Regions from separate parts of the Homo sapiens genome. Here all the other regions are linked to region 2. A link is a contact called in ENCODE Hi-C or POLR2A ChIA-PET data. All regions are on one chromosome and are shown on one strand. Each heading gives the region's core, a stretch centred on a gene start or an enhancer-like site at or near the end of the contact. The rest is flanking DNA. Distances are from core to core; before and after follow the strand shown. Region 1 overlaps TBL1XR1 (TBL1X/Y related 1). Region 2 has its middle 50 kb from the start of LINC00501. Region 3 overlaps LINC00578 (long intergenic non-protein coding RNA 578).

Region 1 (4,707 bases), core at 1,223-3,722, 220 kb after region 2:
GATATTTGCTCTGTGTCATAAGTGGCCAAGTTTGGTGGCTCAGGCTGGGCACGGTGGCTCACGCCTGTAATCCCAGCACTTTCGGAGGACGACGGGGGCAGATTGCTTGAGCTCAGGAGTTCTCAATCAGCCTGGGCAACATGGCAAAACCCCATCTCTACTAAAAATACAAAAATTAACCAGGCGTGGTGGGATGCATCTGTTGTCCTAGCTACTTGGGGGACTGAGGTGAGATGATCGCGTGAGCTTGAGAGATCCAGGCTGCAGGGAGCTGTGTTTGTGCCACTGCACTCCAGCCTGGATGACAGAGAAAGACCCTGTCTCCAAAAAAGCAGAAAAGATGCTTGCTCTCTGTGTCATAAGTTATATGAGAACAAAAGTTGCTATTCAAAGTTCTCAATAAGCCATTTACCAAGAAATAAAACAGTTCACATCGGTTCTAATGTTTTAAATTACAGTGTACTAAAAGAATGATTTTTTTTTTGTCTTTTTTTCCTGAGACGGAGTCTTGTTCTGTCACCCAGGCTGAAGTGCAGTGGTGTGATCTTGGCTTACTGCAGCCTCCACCTCCTGGGTCTAGGTGATTCTCCTGCCTCAGCCTCCCGAGTAGCCAGGACTATAGGTGTGCACCACCACGCCCAACTAATTTTTGCATTTTAGTAGAGATGGGGGTTTCACCATGTTGGCCAGGCTGGTCTCGAACTCCTGACCTCAAGTGATCTGCTTGCTTCGGACTCCCAAAGTGCTGGGATTACAGGCGTGAGCCACTGCGCCCGGCCCGTTTTACAATGTTTTGATTATACGTTGATAACTGATAGTAAATGTTTTTAATATCTTGACCAAGTTTTTAAAGTAATGGAACAATTCACACTGATTAAGATCACCTTGTTCAGTTTCAAATCTTGGTGATTTTTACATTCCCACACTACCATCCAAAATGTGAACTGCCGGTATATGTTTAAACAAAAAACCTCCCAAACTCCTTAAAGTGACTCAATAGTGTTTCAGACAGTGAATTCTTCCTTGTCTCTTCTAACTTTCAGGTCCATTGAAGATTAAATAGAACTGCATGTTTGATACCCTTTTCTTGTACTTAGGACTTGATCTGCAGCTGTTATAGATCTCAGGTCTTCCCTAAATTGCCAGATGTTGATACTAGTAGTCTAATGAGCTGTGTGAAGAATAGTATACAAGATAGCAAGTAACAACAATGATTGCAATCCAAAGTGTTTCTTGAGCACCTGCTATACCAGATACTGTGTTTTTAGGTTTTGGAGATAAATAACATTAGGTCCCCTGTGTTCTTTTTTTCTTCACACTCTATAAAGGGCAGACAGATGAAAGGATAGTAGAAGGAGTTATATCGTAGAAGAATTTTTAATGATACTGAGAATTACAGATAATTTTAAACACTTTTAAGATGTTGCAATTCTGTGCTGTTTTATATGATGTTAGAGATACCATAAAAGAAATGACTCAAGGGACTTGGGAACTAGATATACAAGTTGAGCTTCTGTATGTAGGTCAGGTGGCAGTATGTTGAGATACATAGAATAACACAAAGGGTTTTTTAATGTAATAATACATTATGGAAAGAATTATACTTGGGCAGCAGGTTCCACATTGATTATAATCTGTGGCAGATTACTCTTTAAAACAATCAAACTTTTGTATTGTTGAACGCATTTTATGAGAAGAGAACTGTAGGTTAGTTCACCAACTGAATGTTGTTTTTGCTGAAACTGGGTTTTGCTAAAACTGCCATTCTAATGCTCTTATTCCTTAAGCCTAAACTTAGATGGTTAAATATTACAACCGTACATTATGTACAGTCACTTGAAAAGGATTTGATTTGGGCATTTCTCTGTAAAAGCTTGACTTGTGCCCTTTTTTTTTTTTTGGCTGAAAATGGGGGATGAAATCAAGGATATATTGATTTTAATTATTTGCTAAAGACATATTTATTGAATATTTATGGAGAGCCAGTGCCAAGAATTCTGAGGGATATGAAAATGCTTGTTAGTAGGCTACCATGGAACTTAGTTTAGTAGGTGAGAAAGTCTTGAATGTGAATAGCTGAACAAGTAATACAAGTTGGCAGTATTTTATGGGTGTTACAAGTGATGACTTAGGTTCAAAGGAATAAGCAGTTATTTCTAGCTGGAGGAATCAGAAGGCTTCATGGATGTAGGACTTGAAAGGCATCTTATGGACATATTAGTAGAAGATGTACTAATTGGAGCAAACAACACTGGGAAAGTCCTGATGATTTAAAGCTTCTCTGATGTATCTTAATTTTATTACATAACCGATGTTTAACAAATGATTGGATTATTAATATTACCATTTTTTGGTCTTAAAAAGAATATTGTTGTGTTAGATGATTCAGCATAGTATTGTAGTTCTCAAAGTGTGATCCTTGGCAGCATCAACATCTCCTGCTAACTTGTTGGAAATGCAGATTCTTGGCTGAATCCCATATCTAGCCGTTGAGTCAGAAAGTGGTGTGGGATTCAGCACCCTGTGCTTTAACAGGTCTTATTTTGACAGAGCCACTTCTACTTAATGACTACCTTTTTAAAAATGCGGTAACTGATGCTCACTTTGGCAGCACATATGTTAAAATTGGAATGATACAAAGATTAGCATGTCCCCTGCACAAGGATGACACACAGTTTTACAAAGTGTTTCATATTTTTTATTACGCACTGCATGCCTGTATCAAAATGTCTTGTGTACTTCATAAATATATACACCTACTGTGTACTCCAAAAAATTAAAAACAAAAGAAATGTGGTATCTGTATCAACTGTATTGGCTAATAATGATTAATAGCCCATTCCATAATTTGATTAAAAGTCATTCCTTAGCTTACTATTTGAAATATAAAATCTTTGTCAGTTTGGAGGGTAATTTTTTTACTTGGAAATTTGAAAACTTGGAAATTGAATAAATAAATGAGCTATTTTAATTGTCTTAGTGAATCATAAAGAAAATTGCCAGCACTTCTCCATGGCACGTCAAGTATACTGGCTGTTTTATTGCCTCCTAGAATTTAAAAATGAGTTATTGTAGTCGTTGGTTATATATATATTCATATATGAAACATGTCCTGATGTATATTTTTCATTCTTGTGAAATAAAAAAGACACTTGTCAGTTTTATACTAAATGTTTTTTAAAATCCTGTTAATTCATTATTTCTAATTAAATGCTAATAATTGAGGAACGGCCAGACTGTTTTCCAAAGGACTGCAGCATTTTGCATTTCCACCAGCAGTGAATGAGGGTTTCAGTTTCTCATCTTTCTCATATCCTTGTCAACCCTTATCACTGTTTTTTTGTTGATTGCCATCCTAATGGCACCTCATTGTGATTTTGTTCTGCATTTCTCCTGATAGCTGGTGATGTTGAGCGTATTTTCATATGCTTATTGGCCGTTTGTATTTTACTCTTTGGGGTATCTGTTCAGATTTCAAAATTGGCTTGTCTTTTATTGAGTTGTAGTATTTCATATATTCTGGATGCAAATGTTATGATTCATATCTGTGATATGATTTACACAACTTTTGTCCTGTTCTGTGGGTTTTCACTTTCTTGATGTTGTCTTTTGAAATGAAAATGTTTTACATTTCTATGATCTCAGTTTATTGTTTTTTTCTTTTGTTTCTTGTACTCTTGGTGGCATATCTATGAAACCATTGCCTAATCCAAGGTCATAAAGATTGACCTGTATGTTTTCTTCTAAGTGTTTCAGAGTTTTAGCTCTTAGTTCTATAACCCAGTTTGTGATAATTTTTTATATGGTGTGAAGTAGGGTTCTAAATTCATTTCTTTTGCATTTAGCTGTTCAGTTGTCGTAACACCATTTGTCAGCCTCAGTTACAGTGACAGATTTTTATGAATTTTTATCTAGACTTTCTAGATCTTACTAGCAGTTGAGATTTTGAGTTTTACTATTCTCATTGCATTGTCAATTAAGAGAATAAACTTATTAAGTATTGAAGAAAAAGATGCCGTGAGTTAAGCACTGTGTTCCCTTTTAGGAGTCTTTAAGGAGAAACTGGAATAGGTTTTTGAAATTGATAGGTCACACATTTTTTAAATGAGAATGAGAGAATGGGAGAAAGGCCTTCCAGTAGCTGAAGATTTTCATTTAAAGCTGAGGAGTTTGTTTATTTAGCCCTATAGCACGTAAGAAATAGTTAATAGTTAGACATATTTGAATCATAGAGAAGAATGATTTTTCAAATAATTACTAATAGAACTGTCTAATAACTTGGTAAAGTAGTGCCAATTATTGGAGGAGCTCAAGTGAGGTTGAATGATGGGTCATTAAAAGTACAGAAATGATTTCTGCATTGAAAACAAAGGTTGTTGACAGAGTTCTGGGATTTCTAGTTAGTCATGTGACTATGCTAGGATTTCCATTTTCTTTCACATTTGTGAAGGTTTTCTGCTTGGGATCCATCCTTCCCCAGACTTCTGTCAAGTTATTGGAAGGAAAGTGAGGGAAAACAGGAGGTATTGTCTTGCAGGATTAAATGATAGAAATACTCCAGTTTTTGATTAGCTAATGTTATTATGCCTTACCCTGAAAATTGGTCTCATCGCTTGATCTAGTTCTTTCTGGCTTCTTTAGTTCTTTGTTCTTTAAGTAACAGTGAAGAGTGAGAATGAGAGACACTAGCAACAGTGACTGTTGAGA
Region 2 (4,780 bases), core at 283-2,782:
CTGAATTTTTACCCAGAATAGCAACTAAGAAAGTACTTAAACCTACTCTTGTCTTAATCTTCACAGAATTTTACTTTTTCACACATGGCTGTCATATCTTTATTCTGCTTCTTTGTAATATTAAAAATATTTTGCAGGAGCACTTTACCCAACACCTGTTACTGCCTTAGGTCAACAACTGGACTTACCTTAGGTCAGTTCCTCCTAGGATACCTGGAGCCTGGCCATTTCTGGGCATGTCCCCTTGTGAGCTGTGTGCAAGGAGCCCCAGAGTCCTAGAATCCTATGGGTGTAGACTGGTTTCCTTAGACCCAGCCCCACAAAAGAGAACATGAAACTAGAGAAATAAGCAGGTAGATCCCAGACCATGCCTACTCTGCTCAATAAATAGCAAAATAAAATAATAATAATAATAATAATAATAATAATGATTTATTTGAACATTGTAGATTTACTACCTCTTCTTTGCCAGTGTTTCATGAAATTTCCAGAGTAGAATACATGGCTTAAATAATATATTTCCTCCTCATTTATCAGACTTCTTGCACTCAGCATTGTTAATTATATTGTGGAGGGTGAGAAGCATGAAGCGTGGCGATATATTATGATCCAAATACCACACTAAATAAACATCTGGAAATGGATCATTTATAACACAACTGTTATAGGTTAGTGAGTGTATTTTAGGGTAAGCCGGGGAATACATATATAGCTTACAAAAAAATACGCTTAAAATCATAAACAAATGACCTACTTGTAGTTTTGTCCTCGTTTTCAGTAATAAGCCCTTTTCATGTGAATCCACAGTTGTCACTTACAAAGAAATGCTCTAAAGCTGAACTCTTTTATAATAGCATTATAATTTTAGACTGACTCCTGAGCTCCAAACCACTTAGAAACTTTTTACCAGCTCTGAAATAGATAGCAGGGTAATACTCATTTAATTCCTTTGCACAGTAATCTGATGGCTGAATATGCTTCAGAGATTCTTTTAGGGCTAGCAGGGGAATGAAATCAATCATAGTGCATAAATTACAAGAAAAGTGCTGTTGGTGTCAATTACCTAAGCTCTATGAATGTAAGTCTTCTAATTTCCTGTTAAATCAGTAATGTTACCAATCTTACTCTATTATTTTAAATAGGACTGTAACTGCAGTTGCTAGGAGTTGAATGAGGGCAGACAAATGTGAATAGTTAATGAGTCTCAGCAACTAATAGCAAGTTGAAGGTGTCAATAACAGGGATATTATAACATGACTCTCAAAGCTCCACCCTGGTGTCTACAAAAGAAGGTTTAATTCTTTCTTTTTTTTTTTTTTTTAATTTGTGCCCCTATACCCTCCCTAAATCAATGTAGTACACAGCAAATGCCAGGTGAATGTAGGTGTTCCTATTGCCATAGTGAGTTCCTACCTTCCCCCAAAGATAATGGCCCTGAGTTGGTACAGGAAGTCTTGGCTGCACTTTCCCTAGTAATCTACCCACCCCCACTGCTAGCGGCTGCATTTCACTGACTCATAGTTTCCAAGTATGATCAGCATGCTAACAGGAAAGATACAGTCACTGGGCAAAGCAGCAGCCCTGGAGCGCTGGCCAAGGCCTATCCAATAACTGCCACCATTGATGGCAAAAAGGAAATAAGGAACACAACAACAATGACACAAAAACCTAGAGTACAGGAACGTTTTAAGAATCAAACCCCTGCTGTTTGTCGTTTCTTCAGCACACCCAGTGCTTCCCAGTACACAACAAACTGGATGGGGGAGTGGGGTTTTATTTACCATTTGGCTATCAGTTCACGTCCTATTCTCTAAAAATAATAAAATTGGTCGATGGCGTTTCACACTGAATAATATTACAGGAATCAAACTGGCTGGGAGCCAAAGTTACGCTGAGGTTTGGCTAGGCCTGGATTTGTGTCCGAGGGTATCAAATACTGTATGATCAGGTTAGGTTTTGCAGTGCGTTGCAGACTTCCTCCTGTTAGGAAACATTCTCACAAACGGCACACAGACTACCCTATTCAGCCAGTACTTAAACAGGAAACCATTCCACCCTTCTGCTTTCCTTGGTAAAGCCTTATCTTTGAGTCAAAGAAATGTAACTTTCTAAATCGCCTCCATTCTTTTTTAGTTTGCATTCTTTTGTTTGTCAGCATTTTGCAAATTTGCAGGTATCTACAGTTCCCTAACCCCATTCTCAAGTGCCCTATTATCCCCAATTTCACTCTCAGAATACTTCATGAAAAAGAAGAATCCTATGACAAAGGATAACTATTATTAAGTCAATTGTCAACCCATCAGATGAACCAAATAGCTAAATTCTAAATAGATTTAAATAACCGGTGAAGAGCTCAAGCAAAGTCAGGTCTTAAAGTTATATTTAGTCACTTGGTCAGTTCTCTAACTGCCTAATAGGCATTCTCAGAAGAGAAGTTTGCTTTAGCACTATGAGATTTAAATGTAAAACAGAATAAATAAATAGATACATGGAATAGAACAGAATAGAATGGGAAGAAAGCAGCCCACGTCAACTCTAATACAACTTGTCACTATGGGAACATTTGTTAGAACTGAAGAAGATTAAGGCCAAGGAAACTGGCAGATCTCCCAGTACAGATTTCCTAGGCTAAGAAAAGGCCACAGCGGCCGGGCGCGGTGGCTCATGCCTGTAATCCCAGCACTTTGGGAGGCCAAGGCAGGCGGATCACGAGGTCAGGAGATCGAGACCATCCTGGCTAACACGGTGAAACCCCATCTCTACTAAAAATACAAAAAATTAGCTGGGCGTGCTTGTGGCCGTCTGTAGTCCCAGCTACTTGGGAGGCTGAGGCAGGAGAATGGCGTGAACCCGGGAGGCGGAGTTTGCAGTGAGCCGAGATAGCACCACTGCAATCCAGCCAGGGCGACAGAGCAAGACTCTGTCTCAAAAAAAAAAAAAAAAAAAAGAAAGAAAAGAAAAGAAAGAAAGAAAAGAAAAGAGAAAAGAAAAGGCCACAGCGATCCTATATGTGGCCCCAGTCTGTCTTGAATCATGAGTAAGGACACTGTCGTAAATTAAGCTGAAATATTTAGAATTATGACACTCATTTGACTGTATGAGGATTAGAGGGAAACTTAGAGGAACAAACTCAATTTGCACATATGGAATCTGAATCACAGTGAGATCCAGGGGCTGTAGAAGTCGCAGAACTTATTAATAATGGACTAGAGTCAGGATCCCCTAGTCCGCAACCTCTGGAATGTTCCACTGCCAGTCTAGCCATATCTGGTTTACCTTACAGATTATAAGGTACTTAAATGCTGATTAGTTATCTATTTTCAACCTCTGTGACTGTAAATGAGATTAGAAAGTTTGTATGATGGGAAATTCAATGGCGCATCATGTGATACTGAGAGAAGAAATGTGCTTATGATAAAATCCTTTCCGACACAAATAACTCTGCAAAGGTATTGAAGAGCGCTGGGTCTGTACACATTGTGATGTTATTATTAGCCAAGACTCTAGCTATGTTTATATATCCAGTCAGGTGCAAGGGAAAAAAAAAACCCCTCTAAATTCCTCAAGAAAGATTTACGTAGTGCATAGTCTTTCACTCAGAAATTGAATTATTTCTTGTTTTAATACAAAACTGTCGATTTTTATGAAATCATTTCAGAAACATGCCTTATCAGGGAATGTTGTAAGATTTTCCAACATCAAAAAAAATGCTCTGGTAGAATCATCATGGGCATTTTGAGTGGAAAAAAAAAAACTTCACAAACTCAAAAGCACTGTACTTAACGATCAGGAATTATTGTTGTTGTCACTGCTATTATCCTCTTTTTCCAGAAGGATCCTATGAAAGTTATTCAAAAATTTTGGGTGGAATGAACAGGTCTCAGATCACAGTAGCCTAGTTCAAAGTCTGAAGGTTGTGTGAGCTGTTGCTTGAATTTAAAAAGAGAGGAAAGGGAAAGGGTGAGGTGGACAGGAGGAGAGCCTGGTTACTGTGAACTGCTTTACTGCTAGAAACTCAGTCACCTTTGCCCAGGCACAGCTTGTCCTGTTGTGGGCCTTCCCCACCATCAGCCAGAAATATGAAGATACATCTGTAAAGAATGATGACCTTTACTAGCCAATATTTATCATGTGCTTACCACATCCCAAATCCCGGGCTGCGCACTCTGTATAGGGTACCAACTTTTTCCTTCCAGCAACTCTTACAGGCAGTCCTATTACTATCCCCATCTTATAGATGGAGCGTCTGAGGCTTAGAGAGGTGAGGTAACTTGCCCAGGGCACATGGATAGCAGATTTAAAGGTAATGCCCAGGTGGTCCAATCTGCTTACTAAACAGTCTCCTAGAGACTAGTGGAAGTCAAAGGATATGGCCTTGAAAAAGTAGTGATTTGGGTTGTTGTTTTCTCAGTGTAAGGAAAGGTGATTAGATTATGTAACCATCTGCTTCATTGATGGGACTTGCAGTTTGAAAGTTTAATTCTATTATTTAGTATAATACTAGCTGCTGAAACAAATCTCCAAACCCCAATGAATACAATACAAGCTTATTTTTCGGCGGGGCACGGTGGCTCACACCTGTAATCCCAGCATTTTGGGAGGTCGAAGCGGGTGGATCACGGGGTCAGGAGCTCGAGACCAGCCTGGCCAAGATAGTGAAACCCCATCTCTACTAAAAATACAAAAATTAGCCAGGCATGGTGGCACGCACCTGTAGTCCCAGCTACTCAGGAGGCTGAGGCAGGAGAATCACTTGAACCCGGAGGCAAAGGTTGTGGTG
Region 3 (4,856 bases), core at 2,045-4,544, 130 kb before region 2:
GAATAAAAGATAAGTTAATTTCAACAGGCTGTGATTAAAACTGTCCATAATAATAATAATGATAAAACAATTGTCATATGTTGAGATTAATAAATGTTACACAAAATGTTTCAAATGTATTTTATCTTCTACAGTCTATAAGATGGACACTATAATTTTCCCCATTTTATATTTGAGGTTTAGGCCATTGTTAAAGCTTTCCCAGAGTTATATATCTGATATGGCAGAGCCAGGGCCTTCAGGAGAGACGCTGGAATACCTTTGTTGAAAATTAAGCTAGACTCTAGTAGTTCTCAGTTGAATTAATTGGGAACAATTTACCAAGTAATGAATAATTGGTACAAAACTGTAAGTAATAAAATGCTGAATAGTGAAAAAGAGATTCTGAAGTCCTAGAGAGATCAGCAAAAAAGCAAATCCAAAGCAGAAGGCTCGCAGTAGAAGGTGCAATGTGAGCTGTGCTTTGAAACGGCTCTGATGGTACAAAAAGAGGAACAAAGACAGAGACAGCAGGATGGAAGGGATTGGAAGGTTAAGGGGTCACAGAAGAGGCCAGCAGGAGAAGACAATACAGGAGGGAAATAGTTGTCTACTTTCTGGGTTATTCCTCCAATTTTTTTTTTTTTTTTTTTTTTTGAGTCTCACTCTGTCGCCCAGGCTGGAGTGCAGTGGCACAATCTCAGCTCACTGCAACCTCCGCCTCCCGGGTTCAAAAGAGTCCCCTGCCTCAGTCTCCCGAGTAGCTGGGACTACAGGCACGCACCACCACGCCTGGCTAATTTTTTCTATTTTTAGTAGAGATGGGATTTCACCATGTTGGCCAGGATGGTCTTGATCCCCTGACCTCGTGATCTGCCCACCTTGGCCTCCCAAAGTGCTGGGATTACATATTCCTCCAATTTTTAAGCTCACAAGGAACTCAAGGGGCATTCAGATCAACTCATATATCACGCAATGGCACACCTGATAGGCACTGAGCAGGAAGCTTCCCATGAACTACCACACAGAAAGCCAGTGCTCTGTAATCCTAATTCAATATAACACTGACTGAGCACCTACAATGTACAGATAGAGGGCCAAATATTGAGCACAGAAGGATGAAGAAGATGCAATTCTGGTCTGTAGGAAGCTCATATAAAAGTATGTAAGTCCACACTATTTTATTGATTTTAGTAGAAACGGGTTTTCACCATGTTGGCCAGGATGGTCTCGATCTTTTGCCCTCGTGATCTGCCCGCCTCAGCCTCCCAAAGTGCTGGAATTACAGGAGTGAGCCACTGCACCCGGCCGAAGTATTCCATTTCTTGAGGCAGAAAAGACTTCTCTGTGGTGACATTAGATATGAGCCTTCTAAGAGGTGTGTATTATGATGGCAGGAGAAAGAGGAGAATGGAGTCCTAAGCGGGAGCAACTGTGTATTAACACAAACATGGAAGGATTCTACATACGCTGTTAGTAAGGAAAAATCACCAGGCAGAGCTGGAGCTGAGATTATAATCAAGGGTCTTCAGTGGAGCAGCAGAGCCAGGTGGAGTAGTGTTAGAAGACTACTACTAACATGAGTAGTGTTAGTACTACTAACATGAGTAGTGAGGAATAACATGATAAGGAATTTGAAGACAAGTGGGGAACCATGGAAAAACTTGAACATAGCAATGAGATTATTTGATCTCTGATTTAAGATGAAAATCTGGCAGTAAAGGGAAGAATGGGTGGCGAGTTAAAGGAGCCAAAATGCCCCTTAGCTATTCAAAGAGGATGATAATGTAATAATGCCAGCCTGAATTCAGGTAATGGTAACGCACAAGAAGAAAAGAAGAATTCACCAGCCACAATGGCCAAAGATCAGCCAGGGTTAGTAAATTAAAGATAATTACAATTTCTGACTTTAGTGGCTGGCAGATAGTAGTATCACAAAATAGGACAGGGACAAGACCAAAAGCAATCAGGAATAAGTGCTACTTAAATCAGAAAAATACTCAAAATGCTGAACACATGCTGGTGTAGTCTCAAACAAAACTGGGTGATGGCATTTTCTATAATGACTGTGTAGTCTGCCATGGCGGGTGGCCCAAGGAAGTGATAACAGGGGCAGAGGATCTCTAGGTCACGTGTTCAAAGTCATAATTCTCAGGTGTCTAAAACTTGTTCATATATCTGACAGCTGTTCAATGACTGATGTGAAAAGAATCAGAGGTTTTAGTTTAGGGTCTAGCAAAACAGATGTTCCCCTTTATAACTGACACCTTTGTTATGATAGAGGAGAGTTTTTTGAAAGAAATTAAATCAGTTCTAGTCCTTAGATTGCCTGCTGAGATGTTTTTGGACTAGTCAGAGTCTGTTTTTTCTTTTTGTTGTTGTCGTTGTTGTTGTTGTTTTTGTGTTTCCCAAGAGCATCCCACTATGGCATAACGATTTGTTTGAAATGTTTAAATTTTTTAAAAATCAAAGGTAGGAGTTGTCTAAGAGTGATAAGGCAGTCATTTAATATAGCTCTTTCCGCTGCTTCTATCTTTCTTTATTCTTTTGCAGTCGCTTGCAAAAGGTTATCTGCCACATTACAGGTCTGTGTTCATTTCTTTATCAGCATATGATCTATAAGAAAACATTCAGCCTGGAGCGGTGGCTCTTTTTCCCTTTGAAAATAGTGCAGTGGCACCACGGGGTTGTTTTTTGTTTTTTGTTTTTTCGTTTGTCTTGTTTTGTTTTGTTTTGAGATGGAGTCTCTGTCACCCATGCTGGAGTGCAGTGGTGCCATCTCGGCTCACTGCAACCAACCTCCATCTCCTGGGCTCAACCAATTCTCCTGTCTCAGCCTCCCAGCACCTGCCACCAGGCCCAGCTAATTTTTGTGTTTTTAGTAGAGTCAGGGCTTCACCATGTTGGCCAAGCTGGTATCGAACTCCTGACCTCAGGTGATCCACCCACCTCGGCCTCCCAAAGTGCTGGGATTACAGGCGTGAGTCACTGTGCCTGGCCGGTTTTTGAATTATCTAATACTTTAAAATATGTTTCCTCCCTTTTAAACCCAAAGTTCTAAGTGGGAGGATATGTGTCCTGGGCATTAAGTGGGAGATGCAGATAGTTCCTGAAGACCTCCACAGCAGTAGACTTCTTGGGCTACAGGGGAGCCCACTTTCTCCAGGGACCATATTTGTTTAACTTGTCCCTGCATGTGGACTGCCCTGTGGCAAACCACTGTAAAAGAATGAAGTCTCCTAAGAATTGTGCTTGAGTTTGTACATTCCTTGGTGTCGGCTAAAGCCACAGGAACTTTGGCAGTATTTTGAAGTTACACCCGTTCCCTATTGCAATGCAGGTCTGTGAAATAATGCCTTAGCTCTGCCAAAAACCACAGTGATTATCAACAGTGTAAATAATCAAGTAAAAGCACTTTTCCACAGCCCAGTGACTAGATTGTCAAGAATGCAAAAAGTAGTAGCAAAAATTGATTGCCATTTGCAAAGATAATTTCTATCTGAATTATATTACTGTATTGCAACAGCGATGCATAATGTGTGTCCAGCATCTTTGTAATAAACATTTTAGGTTTAATTTAGAAATCTCTGAGTCATTAGAAAAGTTCTTTCTCATTATGATGAAGGGGCCATGGTGAACTCAGCACTATTACAGTCTAAAGAGGGAAAAGAAACAGACAAGCAAGCTACACGTGTGAGAAGCAGAATTGCTCCTAGCTGAAACAATAGGAAAAAGTTCAAAATATAGATAGCTGCCTATTATTGAATAATTAATATAAGTATGGCTGTTTTACATTATCAAGCAGCCTGAGTATTTTCAATATTCCAATACAATGTGATATGGTCATTGATTTGTTGTTGTTTTAAACTCTTCATTTCTGCGAGGAAAAGAAGACTTCACATCTAGCAAACAAGGTCAAATAGATCAACTAAACTAGACCTTTCCGCCCCTCACAGATACCCCTTGTGCTGCTGCTTCAATTATTCCTGACATTGGTATTCAATAACTCAGGCTGGCAAGATGGTTTTAGAGCTCCACCCCAACCCTACACTGCTGGAAAATCTTATTTAAATTGAATTTTTCACTCTTCATCTCTTCGTTTCAGAACCAGGAAGATGTCTGCTGAAAAGCATCAGGCTGGCTGGCATGGTGGCTCAAGCTTGTAATCTCAGCACTTTAGGAGGCCGAGGTGGGCAGATCGCTGGAGGTCAGGAGTTCGAGACCAGCCTGGCCAACATAATGAAACCCCATCTCTACTAAAAATACATAAATTAGCCAGGCATGGTGGCCCATGCCTGTAATCCCAGCTACTCAGGAGGCTGAGGCAGGAGAATCGCTTGAACCCGGGAGGTGGAGGTTGCAGTGAGCCAAAATTGCGCCACTGCACTCCAGCCTGGGTGGCAGAGCGAGACTCTGTCACAAAAACAAAAACAAAAACAAACAAAAAAAAAGAAAAGCATCAGGCCTTACTGGAAATTAATGCAACGGAAACATAATTCTCTTGAGCCTTGGGCCTTCTCTCGAGATTAGTAGGTGTGACTCAGTGGTTCAAAACCAGGCTGTTTATATGAGTGGCCTAAGGGGCTTTTTAAAAATACTGATCGCTAAGCACAGCCTTCTCCAGGGACCATTTAATTAAAAATCTGACGAGGGTGGGGGCCAGGCATCAGTCTGTCTATAAGCCCACCTCCCCGCCCCACTACCCAGTGAGTCTAATGTCCAACCCAATCAGTTTCATGTTCTAGCATGCCTGTGAGGAGAGAGAATTTTGTGAATGTTTGCTTAGGAATGTTTGCACCTGTTTACCCTAAGAGCCAGTGTGCTCAAACTTAGATGTCCATTGGAGACACCTGGAAGATTTTAAGATCAATGATATT

Evidence for each region. A loop is a pair of places that touch in the nucleus more often than their neighbours do. ChIA-PET counts read pairs that join two places held with the same protein, here RNA polymerase II (POLR2A). Pooled maps may share reads with other maps.
Region 1: a loop to region 2 is called in a map of left cardiac atrium, with 5 times the contacts of the local background. The contact joins two enhancer-like sites. A Hi-C loop is called at or near these places in 8 of 168 maps with a recorded cell type or tissue (CD4-positive, alpha-beta T cell, CD8-positive, alpha-beta T cell, Right ventricle myocardium inferior and 4 more), 6 of 37 single-sample maps with no recorded cell type and 12 of 50 pooled maps. POLR2A ChIA-PET finds 5 or more read pairs at or near these places in 4 of 52 experiments (B cell, CD8-positive, alpha-beta T cell, OCI-LY7 and 1 more).
Region 3: a pooled map shows a loop between it and region 2 (4-fold over the local background). The contact joins two enhancer-like sites. A Hi-C loop is called at or near these places in 2 of 168 maps with a recorded cell type or tissue (ascending aorta and astrocyte of the cerebellum) and 3 of 50 pooled maps. POLR2A ChIA-PET finds 5 or more read pairs at or near these places in 3 of 52 experiments (BJ, PC-9 and activated CD8-positive, alpha-beta memory T cell).

Annotation. Positions count from the first base shown.
Region 1 is chr3:177,124,009-177,128,715 of GRCh38, reverse strand. The region is part of intron 1 of TBL1XR1 (TBL1X/Y related 1); the gene reads left to right. It also overlaps the pseudogene RNU6-681P. Among named protein-coding and RNA genes, the nearest start is that of TBL1XR1, 71 kb to the left of the region's middle. Within about 2 kb of position 2,472, at least 2 of the 41 ENCODE cell types and tissues checked have a DNase peak (open chromatin) inside an H3K27ac peak, as active enhancers do.
Region 2 is chr3:177,342,548-177,347,327 of GRCh38, reverse strand. No RefSeq gene overlaps it. Among named protein-coding and RNA genes, the nearest start is that of LINC00501, 50 kb to the right of the region's middle. RefSeq lists enhancers at 1,240-1,757, 2,278-2,797. Within about 2 kb of position 1,532, at least 34 of the 41 ENCODE cell types and tissues checked have a DNase peak (open chromatin) inside an H3K27ac peak, as active enhancers do; they include PC-9 and ascending aorta, where a contact is called at or near this core.
Region 3 is chr3:177,477,114-177,481,969 of GRCh38, reverse strand. The region is part of intron 1 of LINC00578 (long intergenic non-protein coding RNA 578); the gene reads right to left. Among named protein-coding and RNA genes, the nearest start is that of LINC00578, 38 kb to the right of the region's middle. Within about 2 kb of position 3,294, at least 15 of the 41 ENCODE cell types and tissues checked have a DNase peak (open chromatin) inside an H3K27ac peak, as active enhancers do; they include PC-9 and ascending aorta, where a contact is called at or near this core.